Regions from separate parts of the Homo sapiens genome. Here region 1 is linked to region 2. Evidence: chromatin loops called from intact Hi-C (ENCODE). Cell type or tissue: HepG2. All regions are shown on one strand.

Region 1 (8,000 bases), 170 kb before region 2:
GAAAACCCCAAAAAACAAAAAACAAAACCACAATTCCTTCCCACGTAAGAATATGTAGTGACTGTTGTCTGTGTGACACCACCCTCTTCCTTCCACACACACCAAGTTCCCACTTGAGTGACCTCAATATTCCCTGAAAGCATTGTCCTTTCATCGACTGTGCTCTCTGCTAGGCTTCATCTCACATTTTACCTCCTCAGTGAAACCTGACAAGAAATTCCTATTCTCCATCATACTTAGATTTCTGTCTCAGTGACAGCATTATCAGTTTGTTAGTTGATAGTAATTATTCTTATGCTTGTCAGTCTTCCTACTGATTTATAAACTTTTCCATGTTGGACACCATCTTTAGATTCCTAGTGCCCAGCACAGTGGCCAGCATGAGTAGCTCTGCAAATTGTTGAGTTAGGATAACCAGGCCAGCAAGTCCTCTGCAGTGGCAGCGTGCAATGGTGCTTACTTTACCACTGTGTGGCAGCAAACTACAGAAGTATTTCCACCGTTTAAAATAAGGAGGAGAGCTGAGATGAGTATTCACAAACTATAGTATAACTTGCCAGCTCAGTTGAAATAATATACTAAATTTATTATGAAATACAACTATCCAATGGAAAATTACTTTGTTCATAACATTGCTCAATACTGTTTTTAAATTTATCCACATTGTTGTTTGTACTTTTTATATCAAATAAACAAATATTTAAACTTTAAAAGAAAATGTAATAATAAGTAAAAATAGTTGTAAAATAATATGATCTAAAAATATTAGAACAGAAAATTATATACACATTGTGTTTTCAACTTTGTAAAATAATGGGTACTATGAACAGGGTTTGGAAGAGAATGGGTTTGGAGAAGCAGTTTGTCAGGCGAGTAAGATTGTGAGTGAGTTTTTTTCTTAAATTTTCTTTAGTGTTCTAACATGGGCTTAATAAACCTTTAAGGCCTGTTTTTATAGGTTGTAGAGTTGCTAATTGGAACATGCCCAAATTACCACAAAGCTGCCATTTTTTACCATTTGGATTATAATACTGTCATCTTAAAGAAAGCCCATGGTTGCGTTGGGCACAGATAGAAAGCCGTATTCTTAAATTGAGTTTAGCCTCCGTACATATTTTAAGTTTGGCCTACTGTTTTCTCCATACTTAGTTGGTTGTAACCTAACTTGATGTTAAACAGACTGTAACCTGATCTCTTAAGTAGCAGAGGCTCAGCCAGTCACAAGCAGCCAGCTGTTCAAACCAGGTTCAAATAAAGCAAATGCCCAGCTGTAACCAATCCAGTTGTTTCTGTGCATCACTTCTACAGGTCACTTTCCTTTTTCTGTCCATAAATGTTATCCAACCATGCCAAAGCCCAGGGGTCACCCTGAACCTATTACGATTCTGGGGGCTGCCCAATTTGAGAACCGTTCATTACTCAAACTCTGTTAAAGTTAATTTGTCTAAAGTTTTTCCTCTAAGTATATAAAAATTTAAAATGCATAGCACCATCTTTGATTAAAATGCTTTTGAAAAGAAAGTTTTTTTCTCATTCTTGTTGCACAAAGCATTCTTGTATCCCCTCATTATTCCCCCATTCAAAAACATCTGTCCATATGGCAATCCCAATTCTTAGCCCTATCCATAGGAGACGGGACTAGTAGCTCACTACTATGGTTTTTGGGGGACATCTGAAGAAGGAATCCCTGGGACAGGAAGAGATGGAAAAGTTTGATGTCCATTTTTGACAGTAGGATTCCACTCTACCAGGGTTCTGCAAAGGGAGAAGACACTGTATAAAACATAGTTCCAATCTTTTGAAAAAGGTAAATATTGTGTTGGGGTTTGTTGTTGTTGTTGAGACAGGGTCTCACTCTGTCACTCAGGCTGGAGAGCAGTGGTTGTGATCACGACTCACTGCAACCTCGACCTCACTGGGCTCAAGTGATCCTCTCACCTCAGCCTCCTGAGTAGCTAGTACTACAGGCAGGTGCCACCATACCCAGATTTTTTTTTTTTAATGTGTAGAGATGGGGTTTCACCATTTTGCCCAGGCTGGTCTTGAACTCCTGAGCTCAGGCGATCTGCCGGCCTCGGCCTCCCAAAGTGCAAGGATTATAGATGTGAGCCACCACACTCGGCATTGAGTTAAGTTTTTAATATCCATATTAACTAATATTATCCTGTATCCACACGTAAGGTTTCTGGAGCAGAGCGGATTACTGTTATTTACTTACAGCCAAAAACAATCCCATGGATCCCCTGTACCCAAATTCTTATCCCTTAATGATACAACGAGAGGTGGCTGAACAAACTCTACATGTAAGTAATATGTATTATAAGTGAGGAACCCCCACTCCCCCAATTTAATCTAGGTGTTGATGTAGAAGGGAGAGGCAGCTGTACTTCTTCCTTCTTCCAAGAGTTTCTCTGGAAACACGATGGGAAGATTCCTGGGTTTTTACTTTAACCCTTTGGAATATGAATAAACTTCTGGGGAAAGGTAAGTCCAGTGTCACCACTTTACCACCCTGGGATGTCTCCACAATCCAGGTCTCATCCCCCGGTGTTAGTCCCTTTTCATTGCTATAAAGGAGTACCCAGGGCTGGGCAATTTATAAAGAAGAGAGGTTTATCTGGGCTCACGGTTCTGCAGGCTGTATAAGCAGCATGGCCCTGGCATCTGCTTCTGGCGAGGCCTTGGGAAACACAATCATGGCAGGAGGTGAAGGGGAAGCCAGCGTGTCACATAGCAAGACAGGGAGCAAGAGAGAGCGAGGTGGGAGGTGTCAGGCTTTTGCATAAACTAACTGAGCAAGAACTCATGCATTACCATGCAGAGGGCAATAAGCCATTCATGATGAATCTGCCCCCATAATCCAAATACCTCCACCAGGCCCCACCTCCAACTTTGGGATTATGTTTTAACATGAGATTTGGAAGGGACAAAACATCCAAACCATATCACTCGTGCCTCTTGAAAAGTAAACGCATACCTCCAGGTTTACCAGGAGGTAAATCTCTCTCCAGAAGATAAATCTCCAGTGGAGATGTGTGTGTTATGAAGGTCTCATGTCTATGTCTAGTAAATCTCTCTTGTGCGTGTTTCAGGTTTCTCTCACTATCTGATCCATAAATTACTGTCCAGGTCCCCAGTAAAATTTGCTTAGAAAGCCCTAACTTGCAGAAGCATAAAAGTATTTGCTACCCCCAAATTTGCATGTTCAAATTAGTGTGACCTTTCACACTTCTTTTAATTTTCTTGTAATTACTTTGAGTATATAAAACTCTTTTTTTTTTTTTTTTCTGGCTGGGTGCGGTGGCTCACATCTGTAATCCCAGCCCTTTGGGAGGCTGAGGTGGGCGCATCATGAGGTTAGGAGTTCAAGACCAGCCTGACCAATATGGTGAGACCCCGTCTGTACTAAAAAATACAAAAAAATTTGCCGGGCGTGGTGGCACATGCTTCTAATCCCAGCTACTCGGGAGGCTGAGGCAGGAGAATCGCTTGAACCCAGGAGGCGGAGGTTGCAGTGAGCCAAGATCACACCACTGCACTCCAGCCTGGGTGACAGAGTGAGACTCCATCTTAAAAAAACAAAAACAAAAACAAACAAATAAGAACACTATTTTTTTTGCCATTGTTTTGTGTATTTTGATTACATAAAAAAATCAGTCTTGCTATTTATGGCCTAGCCTTGCTTTTGTCTATTTGGTGAAATGATCACCACCACCCCCTCTTAATCATACCTGCCAAATCTTAAAATTACTGCTGGTGGTTTCTAAAAATGAAATCCATTTCCAAAGAATAAAGATGTCTATGCCATTGAGGAAGCTGAAGAGAATGTTTAAAAAGCAACATCCAAAAGGATTTCCAAAAATATCAGAAACTATACTAATTTTTGAAGAAACAAATATATGGCCCCAAAGGTGATTTCTTTAAAGGGGACTAATCTCATTTGAATGTGTAAACTCTGGGATGTTCTGGTTTTTTTAAAAAAAAAATCATAAAGCTTTATATAAGAAACAAGTAGATAAAGATGTGTCCTAGTCCTGACCTGATGTCACCAGCACTAACACTCAATTTAGTTAGGTGACCTATAAAGTTCACCCTAGTTCTACTGTCCTTCCCACCTTGCCTACAAGATAATGGAGTATTCTTTTTCTAAAATCTGCATTGCAGCATTCCAGGAGCTGCTATCCTATCTTTCCTTTACCTCGAGGTCTGAGCCTCAAGAAAGCCTAGGAACCCAGACAGTGCCTCTCCACCCACACAGAATTGATCCCGCTTCCCATACTCGGAGCTCTCCTGGACTAGGGAGAACTTCAATCAGGCCCCTTCCTGCAACCCTGGTAATTTTCATTTATTCCTCACAAAAGGCCTGTGAAGCACGCAGGGCTGGAATTCTCTCTCTTTTTTTTAACTGATGAAGAAACATGTTCAAATGGAGCAAGTGGTTGGTGTGCAGTGATTCTGATGCTCAGTCCGGGGCTCTTTCCATTATATTCCAAACCCTCCTTTTTATATGCAAATGAGCCAATTGTGGCAGTGACACTTTCCTACAAAATGAAACAATGCCGTAATTACAAGGGCTTGGGAATTAATGGCACTAAATGGGTAATTTGGGTTTAATGTTAAATCCTGGGATAGGCGACCCAGGGCCAGAAAGAGAGGCTTTCCAAGTGTCACCTCTGCCATCTGGTGGTCAAATGACAATATAACTGCAACAACTCAGTGTGGATACCATCATCATGTGAAAGTCACCCATGACCCCAGGGTTGGGTGAACTATTTGAGGCTGGGCTCTGACTTTTACGGCCTGAGATGAGAAAATAAAATGTTGAATACACAAATAAAGGTCAGAGGTTTTCCCCTATATCTCTGCTCAGGGTGAGGAACTGTGTAGTTTACAATGGAAGAGCCCATTCATCCATTTATTCAACAAATATTTATTAAGCACTGTCTTAGGTTGGCTTCCTAGGAAACAGATTCTAGGCAGAGATTTGCTTAAGGAGGGTTACTGGGGAGCATTCTTGAGGATCACCCTTGTAAGGGGTTGAGGGAAACAGAACTCGTCAGAAAGAGTTGAACTGGAATGAATTTGCAACAGTGGCGTCAGCCAATCTTACTGGGAGCTCTGGTGTTGGCTTGGCAAGGGGACTGAGCCTCTGCACTTCTTTTTCCACCAGTTATTGGATTCGCTGAGAGCTGTAACAGAGCTGCACCTAGGGGGATGAGTGCCTTGGTCCTAAAAGGGGGTATCTGGGCAGTGCCCTACAGCATCCACTACAGACACCTACTATGTTCTGGGCACTGTGCCAAGCTCAGGAGATGTAAAGTTGAACAAGATAACATCTCTGCCTTCAAAGGCACCCAGGGGTGCAGAGGTATAGAAAATAAATATGAGGACTAATGAATAAAGGAATAAATAAATAAAAGGGGGTTAAAAAAACCCAGGAAATATAAAACAATTGTCTTATAGCCAGAAAATCTATCTAAAAAGAGTAAACAACAAAGAAAATTCTTGCCAGAAATGTTGGCTCACACATGTAATCCCAACACTTTGAGAGGGCAAGGCAGGAGGATTGCTTGAGGCCAGGAGTTCAAGACCAGCCTAGACAATAAGGGAAGATCCTGTCTCTACAAAAAAAAATTAGCTGGGCATGGTGGCATGCACCCGCAGTCCTAGCTATTTGGGAGATGAAGGTAACAGGATCACTTGGGCCCAGGAGTTCGAGGTTGCGGTCAGCTATGATTGCACCATTGCACTCTGGCCTGGACAGGAGAGTTAGATCCTGTCTCTAAAACAAACAAGCAAAACCTTGCCTTTTCTTTTTATGTTTGAGACAGGGTCTCGCTCTGTTGCCCAGAAGTGTTTCAAACTCCTGGGCTCAAGCATTCCTCCCACCTCAGCCTCCCAAAGTCCTGGGATTACACAGTGACTGGATCCTTTCCTTTTATTTTATTATTATTTTTTTTTGAGATGGGGTCTCACTCTATCATCCAGGCTGGAATGTAGTGGTGTGATCATGGCTCACTGCAGCCTTGACCTCCCTGGGCTTAGGTGATCCTCCCACCTCAGCGTCTCAAGTTGCTGGGACTACAGGCACACGCCACGATGCCTGGCTAATTTTTGTATTCTTTGTAGAGACAAGGTTTGCCATGTTGCCCAGGCTGATCTCAAACTCCTGGGCTCAAGCGATCTGCCCACCTCGGTCTCCCAAAGTGCTAGGATGGCAGGTATGAGCCATTGCGTCTGGCCCTTGCCTTTTATTAATGGCAGTAAAGAAAGCTGAAAACATTTGGTATGAAAACTGAATTTACCCTCTGCTGATATAAAAACTGAAAAAGAAGAAAAAACCATCTGGAAACAATTCTAGATAAACACCTATGAAACTTAACCAAAGCAGTGGGAGAGTACCTTGGCATTCATCCCCAGTGGAATGTGGCTCCCTTCAGTGCTACCTAAGAATAGGTGATGGGGCTTTCCCTCTATCCTGGGGCCTACACCTGTTCTGAGCTGTTGGGAAGGAGGTCTGCCCATAGGTAGGTGTCATTCCTGGGGAATATTCTATCTGCTGATCTTGTATTGATCTCCCCAGATACAGCACCTTGGAAAAATCAGGAAAGTCAGCTCCTTGGTACCTGCTTAGGTGGAGCCTGGGGAGGTTTTGGTGCTGATTCTGCATGTGGCCACATGATGCACCCCAACCCAATTCTGTTGTCCCAGATGTTTCTTTCTCTACATCCTTTTTGTTTTTCTTCTTCCCACACCTGTAGAATCTTTATTTCCTCGCAGGGAAAAGGGAAAAGTACTTGGATCCTTGCCTGTTGTCCCTAGCCTGTTACTTATAGCATGACAATCAACTCCATCCTATGAGCTCGTTAGGCTTAAATATTTGAAATGTACAGAACTATTTCTCCACCATGAGTTTCAGAAAAATCATTTGGGGACTTAAAAAGCCTAAAATTGCCTTTCTTGTCTCCTGGTTTTGCTGTGGCATCCATTCTCTAAGGCAGCGGGAATAGAATTGTCCAGAGGCGTTGGGCGGGGCAGAGGTTCACAATAGAGGTACCTGTTGACAATTCTAAAATCTCTCTCCTCAGAACTTCAAGATGCTTGCCCTGAAGCAAACGCCTCCATTTGATGTCCAGCCTCAAACTCCTATCTCTTTTTGCCTCACTTCTTTCTTTACCTTTTCTTTTCTTTTCTTTTTCTTTTTCTTTTTCTTTTTTTTTTTTTTTTTTTTTTGAGACAGATGCTCGCTCTGTCGCCAGGCTGGAGTGCAGTGGCATGATCTCGGCTCACTGCAACCTCCACCTCCTGGGTTCAAGCAGATTCTCCTGCCTCAGCCTCCCAAGTAGCTGGCACTACAGGCCCACGCCACCACGCCCAGATAATTTTTGTATTTTCAGTAGAGACGGGGTTTCACCATGTTGGCCAGGACGGCCTTGATCTCTTGACCTCATGATCCACCCACCTCAGCCTTGTAAAGTGCTGGGATTACAGGCGTGAGCCACTGCGCCCGGCCTTGCCTCACTTCTTTCTGCCTCTTTCCTCCTCCTGAATTTGCTATACTAACTTATGCCCTAAACAAGCAAAAATTCTGTAAGTCTTTTTCTCTTAAACTCCACTTCCTCCTAGCTGATTAATCATTGAGTTCTAGATAGTTCCATATTTGCTATTACTGCCCCATTCTGAGACACTGTTAACAACCTGCTTTCCCTATAGATTGGAATTTATCAATCTCAGCACTGTTGACATTTTGGATGGCATAACTCCTTGTTGTGGGGGACTGTCCCATGCATTGTAGGGTTTTTAGCAGCACCCCGACCACTCCCCACTAGATGGCAGTAGCATCACCAAGTTGTGACGATCAAAAAATGTCTCTAGCCCTGTACTGTGCTAAGTCACATTGGAGCCTGAGGCAAAAGAAAAAAATGTGTGCCCTACGTACACTTACCAAAATGTCACCTCATAAGTTAATAAAAGTTCTACAACAATAAAAAGACAGTATT
Region 2 (8,000 bases):
GAGTAGCTGAGATTACAGGCACCTGCCACCATGCTCAGCTAATTTTTTTTTTTTTCTTTTGAGAGGAGTCTCGCTCTGTCGCCCACACTGGAGTGCAGTGGCGCCATCTCGGCTCATGTAAGCTCCGCCTCCCGGGTTCACGCCATTCTCCCGCCTCAGCCTCTGCAGTAGCTGGGACTACAGGCGCCTGCCACCACGCCCGGCTAATTTTTTGTATTTTTAGTAGAGACGGGGTTTCACCATGTTGGTCAGGCTGGTCTTGAACTCCTGATCTCAGATGATCTGCCCGCCTTGTCCTCCCAAAGTGCTGGGATTACAGGCGTTAGCCACCGTGCCCGGCCTGCCAACATAATTTTCTAATAAACAGAGTGGGGGTGGGAGGGGAAGGGCCGCTCTTTCTGAACGTGCTGCTAGGTTATACTGTGGTTTTATGAAAATCAAACAACTCTTCTTTAGCAGTGGCAGTGGCAAAAGAAGGCTAATTCCCTCTCTCACTATGTGGCTCTAATGAATTCCCAGGAGCTCCTAGGAACTGAATATTGGGTGATACCAGAGGAAATGGCTTAGATGTTATTAACTTCTTGAGTTTCTGGAAAATGCTATCAAACCCAATAAGAGTTGCCTTTTATGAGAGAAAAGTTTACAGAAAGTGTAACCTTAGGAAAGCTTGTGGAGAGTTCTTGGGTTTTGGATCATGTACAGATTATAAGATGTTCCACTCAGGGATAGGGTATCATCAACACTGCTTTCATGTACTGACTATTCTATCGAAACATCTTCACATGAGGTTATCACTGACCACTTAACTGCCAAGTCCAGCAGACCCCAAATGGTCCAACTGTCTGCTGGACGATATCTCAAACTCACCATGTCCTCTAAACCTGCTTCTCCTGCTCTGTGCCCCTTAAAATTGGTTAAGAGGATCACCAGTTCATCCATCAAGAAGGAAACATTGACTTTTCTCCCTTTTACCAACGTCTTACTTTCTACTGTCTAGTAATTGTATTAGATAGAACTCTTTTTGCTGTAAATTCCAAAATTCAACTTGAACTAGCTTAGACAAAAATGAGAAATTGTATTACAAGGATATTAGGATGTCTCATATAATCAAAGAGCAAGCTGAACAACCAAGCCATAAGAAAGGTGAGGACACAGGCAAGCCTTAGGGACAATTAGAACCATGAGACATATGCCAGCACTTTCCCTTCATATTGATGTGTGTCTGATGTGTGCTCACTAACTACAAAATAATTCATTTAGCATAAAATATGCTAATTTCCTCTAGAGGTAGAGTGACTTACTTTTCCCAATTCTAGTTTGAAAAATTTCAGGGAAGGACTGTGATTAACCCAGCTCATGTTAGGTGTTCACTCTGAACCACCCCAAATGTACTCAACATTAGGAGAATGCTTAAGTACATTACGAAAAATCTATGCAGTGAAATATTCTGCAACCATCAAAGTTATGTTTATGATGCAGTTTTAAAATTTGATATGGTGCATTTTTAAAATTTGATATGGGGAAATACATGTTAAAATCAGGACATTAATTAACTTTACAATTAATCTCAACTTTGTAAGAAAAAAGATTAGAATGAAACATATCAAATGTATTTCCAAAATACCTAATAGTTACTACTTCTGGCTTATGCTTATTTTACCCTCTTAATTTTCTGTGCATACGTTTTTTCCCCTACAATTAGCTTATATAACTTTGAAAACAAGGGAAAAAATTTTAAAACTCTGCCTGTCACTTTCCTAGCTATTGTTAATAGCCTCCGCATGGTCTTCTAGATGCCAAACCACCCTTCACACAACTGCAAAAAATTATCTCACTGAAATTCATGTCTAATCATGGCACACTCCTATTTTTAAACCCTATTTGGTTTCTCATAACCAACACAGTAAAGTCTAGACTACAGCATCCTTCACAGTAGCCCCATCTACCTGCCCAGTTTGCTCTTCCACTGTAGCTCCACCAGGCACTTTATATGATCGCAACCCAAACTATTCAGTTTCCCAAATACATCCTGCACACGCCTTTACCCTTCTGCACTGTTGCTCATTCCATCCAGAAAGCAGCATAAAATTGTCTCCTTCTCCTTCCATTCTTACCTTAAGAACAATCTTCATCTACCCAGGAAAGTCACTTTCTTTGCCCAAGTATGAAGGCCTCAAGAGGAATGAGGGAAGAAAGGGGAACTCACCTGCTCAGTCAGATCAACTGAATCAACCCTGAATCAATGCTGCTGATCAGGGCCCAGCCGGATCACCTTCACTTTCCTGGTTACCAAGCTCCCTCCTTCAAACACCTCTCCCCGTTATTCAAACAAGTGTACTTTTGAAGTACTCGTACTGAGTATTGTGCCCAGTACATAGCAAGCACTTGGCAAAAATGTTAGCTGTCGTTATTGCTATCAATATCAACAGGCCTTCCTAACTAGCATGCAAAAGTATTCTGAAGTTCTAGAACCCAAATCATTACAATTCATTACAATCTGTCCCATATCAGTTTGTGAGCTTAAAGTCTGGCTTAGCACCAGGCTATAGCTGTTGATTCAATGACAGATGTATAAGCCTCCTTTGAAAAATCATCCTTTCTTCGGTGAGCTCTACTCCCATTAATTCCCTTCCTATGTGCAGCTTAGTGTTCTTTACGTCTCCAAAATATACCTAGGTGTTGGGAGGATTTTGTTCCCAATGACTTTATTTGAAATAAACACCCTTTTATCAACCATCAGCCTTGTTTCCAGGAATGTGTTCCTTGTGTTTCTTTGTTCGAAGTTGCTGACCAGCAGCTTATCACACAATAATAACAAGCATTAAGCAGTTATAATGTGTCAGACACCCACGTAAGTTATGTTTTACCTACATTTATCTCATTTAAGATTCACAATCTTTCCCGCTTTACAGGATCAGAAATTCAGTGATTTACCCGATGTGGCAATGTGACAACTTAGCCAGCGTGGCCAAGTCAGAACTTGAACCTAGGTCCATCTCACGCCAAAGCCCATGTACTTGAACATCGCACCATAGAAATCAAGCCGAATAGTAGAGGACTGGAGGGAGGGTATCTCCTTCAAATATTCAGGGCATCTTAGGCTAGAAAGCCTGAGTCTACTCAGCATTCAATACAGACCAAATACTATCAGTGCCATGGTTTCACCATCTCCTTCAGGCATAATTGGTCACTTGCCCTCATGCAATTTTTGTACCTCTATACAATAGTTTAGATCACTCACTTCCTTAGGTGCTTATAATTAGCTGAGTGTGTGTCTTTCTTAAGGGCAGCGATCTTTTCTTACTCATCTCTTTATTCCTTATTCTGTGTAGCATAGGGCCTTGCATATTCAATGATTGTTATTTATTTCAATGCTCGTTATTTATTTGGACACTCCTGCAGATCTATAAAGAGACCACAAAGTTCCAAAAGAAAATAATCTACATTCACAAAGTAAATGAAGTATGTAGGAGATGCACTTGCTTCATTAATTTATTAATAAATACACAATGTGCTATTGAATAAAACTTGAAACAACTAAACATCTAGAAAGTTGGAAAATATTAAAATTACGTGCCTTATTTTAAATTTTAAAGTCCGAATATTCCTTGCTTCTAGTAAATTAGCAGAAAACAGCTCAAGAGATTGTTACACCCTCTATTCCTAAATCATGGCGATTGGGAAGAAAAAAGTGAAAGATGAGAGAGAGAGAGAGCAGAGACCCTTGGCATATAGTTGACACCCAGTAAAAAAATTTTAAAATAAAAGAAAATTGCTTTTAGATCCCAGGTTTGTAACCCCTTATCATCTCGTTCTAGGAGGTAACAAGGAGTTACTAACTTGGGATCTAAAAGCAATCCTAAGGCTTGAGGCCGAGAATGAGATGTAAAAGGACTCCTGAAAACTACATTTCCCATGATGCCCGTCTCCCCACGCAACCGCGGCCGCGACGTCGCTCCCATGGCAACCCAGAAGGCCTCACTCCCAGACTCCTTGCGGAGCTCGCCGCCTGATTCTAGGCTGGTCACTACTCCGAGCCTGTGACGTTTGCGGCAGCCAGGCCGTCGACGATGCCCAGGTATTCCCTGAACCCGGCTTGCGTGGGAAAGGCTACTGAGAGTATTCCTGGAGAGAGGAAGCCCAGGCGGGACCAGCTGTTGGAAGATTGTGGGGGTGGCTACTTGCCACCAGGATATGCAGGGTCGGGGACCTAGGAATCAGCCTTGAGCATAAAGATTCTGCCGCAAACAGGAAAGAAAAGAAAGTTCCCTAGGTAGAAAAGTGAGAGATTTGGAAAGATCAGCAACTCCACCCATTCAATGATTGAATAAAAGTTTCTTGCAGGCCAGAGACTACTTCCGGAGCAGGACATTCGGCGATGAGCTAGACCACAAAGCCTCCTCTCCCCAGGGGCCTCCCCTCCTGGTGCGGGGGTTCGCAGTAATAAGCGAGGGGAAACTTGGAAGGCACTGTGGAAAGTATAACATCACTTTTAAGGGGGGAAACGGGAGAGGGTTTGTAAACTATATTCTAGCTGTTCAATTCTATGATATTCATTTTAATTACCTGTTCACAAGATATTCCTAAACCTTTTCTCAACAATTTATGCTTAAGCACGTCGGGGAGAGGGGTCAGGGAGTGCATCACAGAGCAGGATAAATCTTTTTCTCTCCTTGGGATAGTGTGGAGAATTGTCAGCTTTCCATCAAGGGATAATTGGTTAGTTATAAAGCTATGGTTATACTTCCCGATTTCCGCAGGTGTCGTGGCTGACTGCAGCACCTCCGTCTTTCCTCTCTGCTAGGTATTTGGAAAGCAGATCCTCATATTTTGAAAGAATGTTGTGTAAATGAAGAGCAAACAGCCCGAAACTGAGTTCTGAAGGCTCACCTGTGAAATAAATGCATGAATTTTAGTGCAAACATTTAAGGACTCCTGTTTTGACCCTTTTTCTTATTCCTGGTTCTTGAATAGTATAATTACAAGCCCTCAATAATTTTTGTAATTGTATAGGCCATGCCCTAAACTACATATATATTTTAACAATTATGACAATCCTATAAAGCTGATACTCTTTTTTATTGGCTTTTTAGAGATAGAGAAACAATTGAGCCTGGGGAATAGCACAGAGGATTGCATATATTAGGTGCTCAATAAATATTTGTTTAATTAATAAAGGAATGAAGGATTTAAAGAGGTTAGGTAGTTTTCCCAAGTTCACATACATAGGAAGTAGCAGAATCAGGCTAGGACCTATCAGGTCTTGCCCATGGTTAGTTTTTAGTTTAATATTCCATTTTCACTTAGGCTTTAATTAATATATATATGATTTTATCGTGTAAAGTTATATATCTGTGTAAAGAAATCAATGAAAGGATTGTTTTCAAAATGTTTGTGGTTTTAGGGTTTTTTTTTCTTTCTTTCTTTATGGTTTTTTTTTGGCGGGGGGAGACAAGGTCTTGCTGTGTCACCCAGGCTGGAGTGCAGTGATGTCAACATGCTTACTGCAGCCTCGACCTCCAGGGCTCAGGCAATCCTCCTGCCTCAGCCTCCCTAGTAGCTGGGACCACGAGTGCATGTCACCACACCCAGCTAATTTCTTTTCTTTTTCTTTTTTTATTTTCTTTTTTTTTTTTTTAGACAGAGTCTCGCTCTGTTGCCCAGGCTGGAGTGCAGTGGCACGATCTTGGCTCAATACAACATCCACCTCCTGAGTTCAGGTGATTCTCATGCCTCAGCCTCCTGAGTAGCTGGAGTTACAGACACCCGCCACCACACCTGGCCAATTTTTTTTTTTTTTTTTTTTTTTTTTTTTTAGTAGAGATGGGGTTTTACCATGTTGGCCAGGCTGGTCTTGAACTCCTGACCTCAAGTGATCCACCCACCTTGGCCTCCTAAAGTGCTGGGATTACAGGTGTGAACCACCACTCCCAGCCTCAGCCAATTTTTTTTGTTTGTTTTCTTTTCTTCTTCTTCTTTTTTTATACTTTAAGTTCTAGGATACATGTGCACAACGTGCAGGTTTGTTACATATGTATACATGTGCCATGTTGGTTTGCTGCACCCATTAATTCATCATTTACATTAGGTATTTCTCCTAATGCTATCCCTCCCCCATGCTAATTTATTAGTAGTAGTAGTAGTAGTAGCAGTAGTAGAGATGGGATCTTCCTGTATTGCCTAGGCTGATCTCAAGTGATCCTCCTGCCTCAGCCTCCCATATACTTTTATATTAAACAAAATTTTTTTTTACCTAAAAACATAATCTAAAACACAAAAAAGAAATGTTTCAGGGAGGAAAGATTATTTGATACACTGGTTTTGTACTTTTCCCATCTTCCTAGGTGACTTAAATGTTTGTGGTTTTCAAGTTGTACATTCCCAAAGTCATTGTACCTCCATATGTGTCTGAGAAGCTGACATACACAGCTATGAACCGTAGGGGAAGACCCAAATGTGACAGCCTCAAATCCTGGCAATAAAGGCTCTGCTTATCAATTTCAGTATTCTTCAGAGAACTAGTTCAAAGCAACAAAAGAAAAATAAAATCATAGAATGACTAATCCTCAGATGTTTTACCAGATTATTGTTCCTCAGAAAATAATGTTCATTTGTTTCATAAATTATACTGAAATAAAATTTCTCTGAGCTTGAAATAAATATTTGAAAGAATTCTTTTTCCCTCAATTTTGTTTTTTCTGCCTCTCATGTAGTGAAACTCTCTGGGAAATTGCAAAAGCTGAAGTGGAAAAAAGGGGAATTAATGGAAGTGAAGGTGATGGAGCTGAAATTGCAGAAAAATTTGTTTTCTTCATTGGCAGTAAAAATGGGGTAATGCTTTCTTTTTTTCAATTATTGTGATGATTTAACAACCATTGGTAAAATATCTGTTAATACTTTGATTAAAATGTAGATACTTCAACACTTTAACCAGATGACCAATCTGGTTTAGCATGAATTAAAAAGTGCTTATTATTAATCTAGGAAAAACTATAATAGTAAACAAAATTTTAGAAAAATATATTTAAACTATTTTTTATTTCATGATTTGAAAATATTCAGGTCTTCTACCACAATTGAGTGTAAAAGCTAGGATTCATGTAAATATCTAAGTCAGTCTCTAAATCAGTAAGTCAGTATCTTAACAATTTTATATTTTAGATTGTTACTTTACTTTTAGAAATCTCATTAAAGGAATAATTGAACTGTGTCAATGATATTTGTTACAGGGTTATTAATTATTTTGAAATATCTGGGGAAAATATGGCAGCATTTCCAGTGGACCACTGATTGGTAGGAAGGGACCCCTCCCCACTTGTTGTAAGTCTCTGTTTTACTTGGCCAAGCATACAGAAAGGCGTGGAAGTGGCCACACAGTGTAGGAACATATGCATCATATCTTCATGCAACTTTGCCTGGCCCACAAAGTTCCTGCCAGGAAGGCAAAATGACTGGTGACACAAAAAGGTCAAGGCTTGCCAGATGCAAGATGCTGAAATTCATGTAGTGCCATAGCTCATTTCTGTGTGGGGTTCAAATTCCTGTTCACTTTCTGTGCTCCATGCTTCCACTTAAGCGCATTGACAAATACGAAGCTTTCAGAAACTACACTCTGCATCAGCAGGGCTACGTGTTCACTGGGCAACGTCAGCGCCCAGGCAGCCTGAGCACCCGTCTTGTCTCCAGATGAGTCCCAGAAGGCCCTCTCTGCACAACCGGACACCCTCCATTGGGGGTTTTATATACAACATTAAGATTACATATATTGGGAGAAATACCTGTACAACCATGAAAAAGGTTTTAGTGATGTAAGAATATAATCTGAATTAAAAAAGCAGGACACAAGTGTCATACATGACATGATCCCAATTATACAAATACGTAAATAAAAAATTCTGATAAAAATTAGAAATATGGATAGTAAAATTCTAATCACTTAATGTTTTTATTTTGTTTTTAATTTTTTTATTTTCCAGAGTTTTCATATTGGCCCACTTTTT

What was found. Peaks named below come from ENCODE experiments on the same cell type or tissue, not always from the same donor. Only the 100,000 strongest peaks of a DNase experiment are listed, where the experiment ranks them.
Region 1: it touches region 2 in a loop (2.7-fold over the local background); 26 of 110 quality-filtered maps call a loop at or near these places.

The regions. Positions count from the first base shown.
Region 1 is chr2:43,604,822-43,612,821 of GRCh38, forward strand. No RefSeq gene overlaps it. Among named protein-coding and RNA genes, the nearest start is that of THADA, 13 kb to the left of the region's middle. In HepG2, CTCF peaks have their summits at 471, 4,681 (motif pointing left) and 7,834 (motif pointing right); DNase peaks (open chromatin) are centred at 460, 4,690, 7,450 and 7,840; H3K4me3 peaks cover 136 bases; H3K27me3 peaks cover 568 bases.
Region 2 is chr2:43,770,069-43,778,068 of GRCh38, forward strand. It overlaps DYNC2LI1 (dynein cytoplasmic 2 light intermediate chain 1), which reads left to right and starts at 3,971. Exons shown (of 13, transcript NM_016008.4): 1 at 3,971-4,078; 2 at 6,714-6,831. The coding sequence starts at 4,071. It overlaps LOC105374571 (a long non-coding RNA gene), which reads left to right and starts at 4,085. Exons shown (of 2, transcript XR_940033.2): 1 at 4,085-4,478; 2 at 4,805-4,924. It also overlaps the pseudogene RN7SKP66. RefSeq lists an enhancer at 3,857-3,906. In HepG2, no CTCF peak of the experiment used is centred here; a DNase peak (open chromatin) is centred at 3,973; H3K4me3 peaks cover 1,599 bases.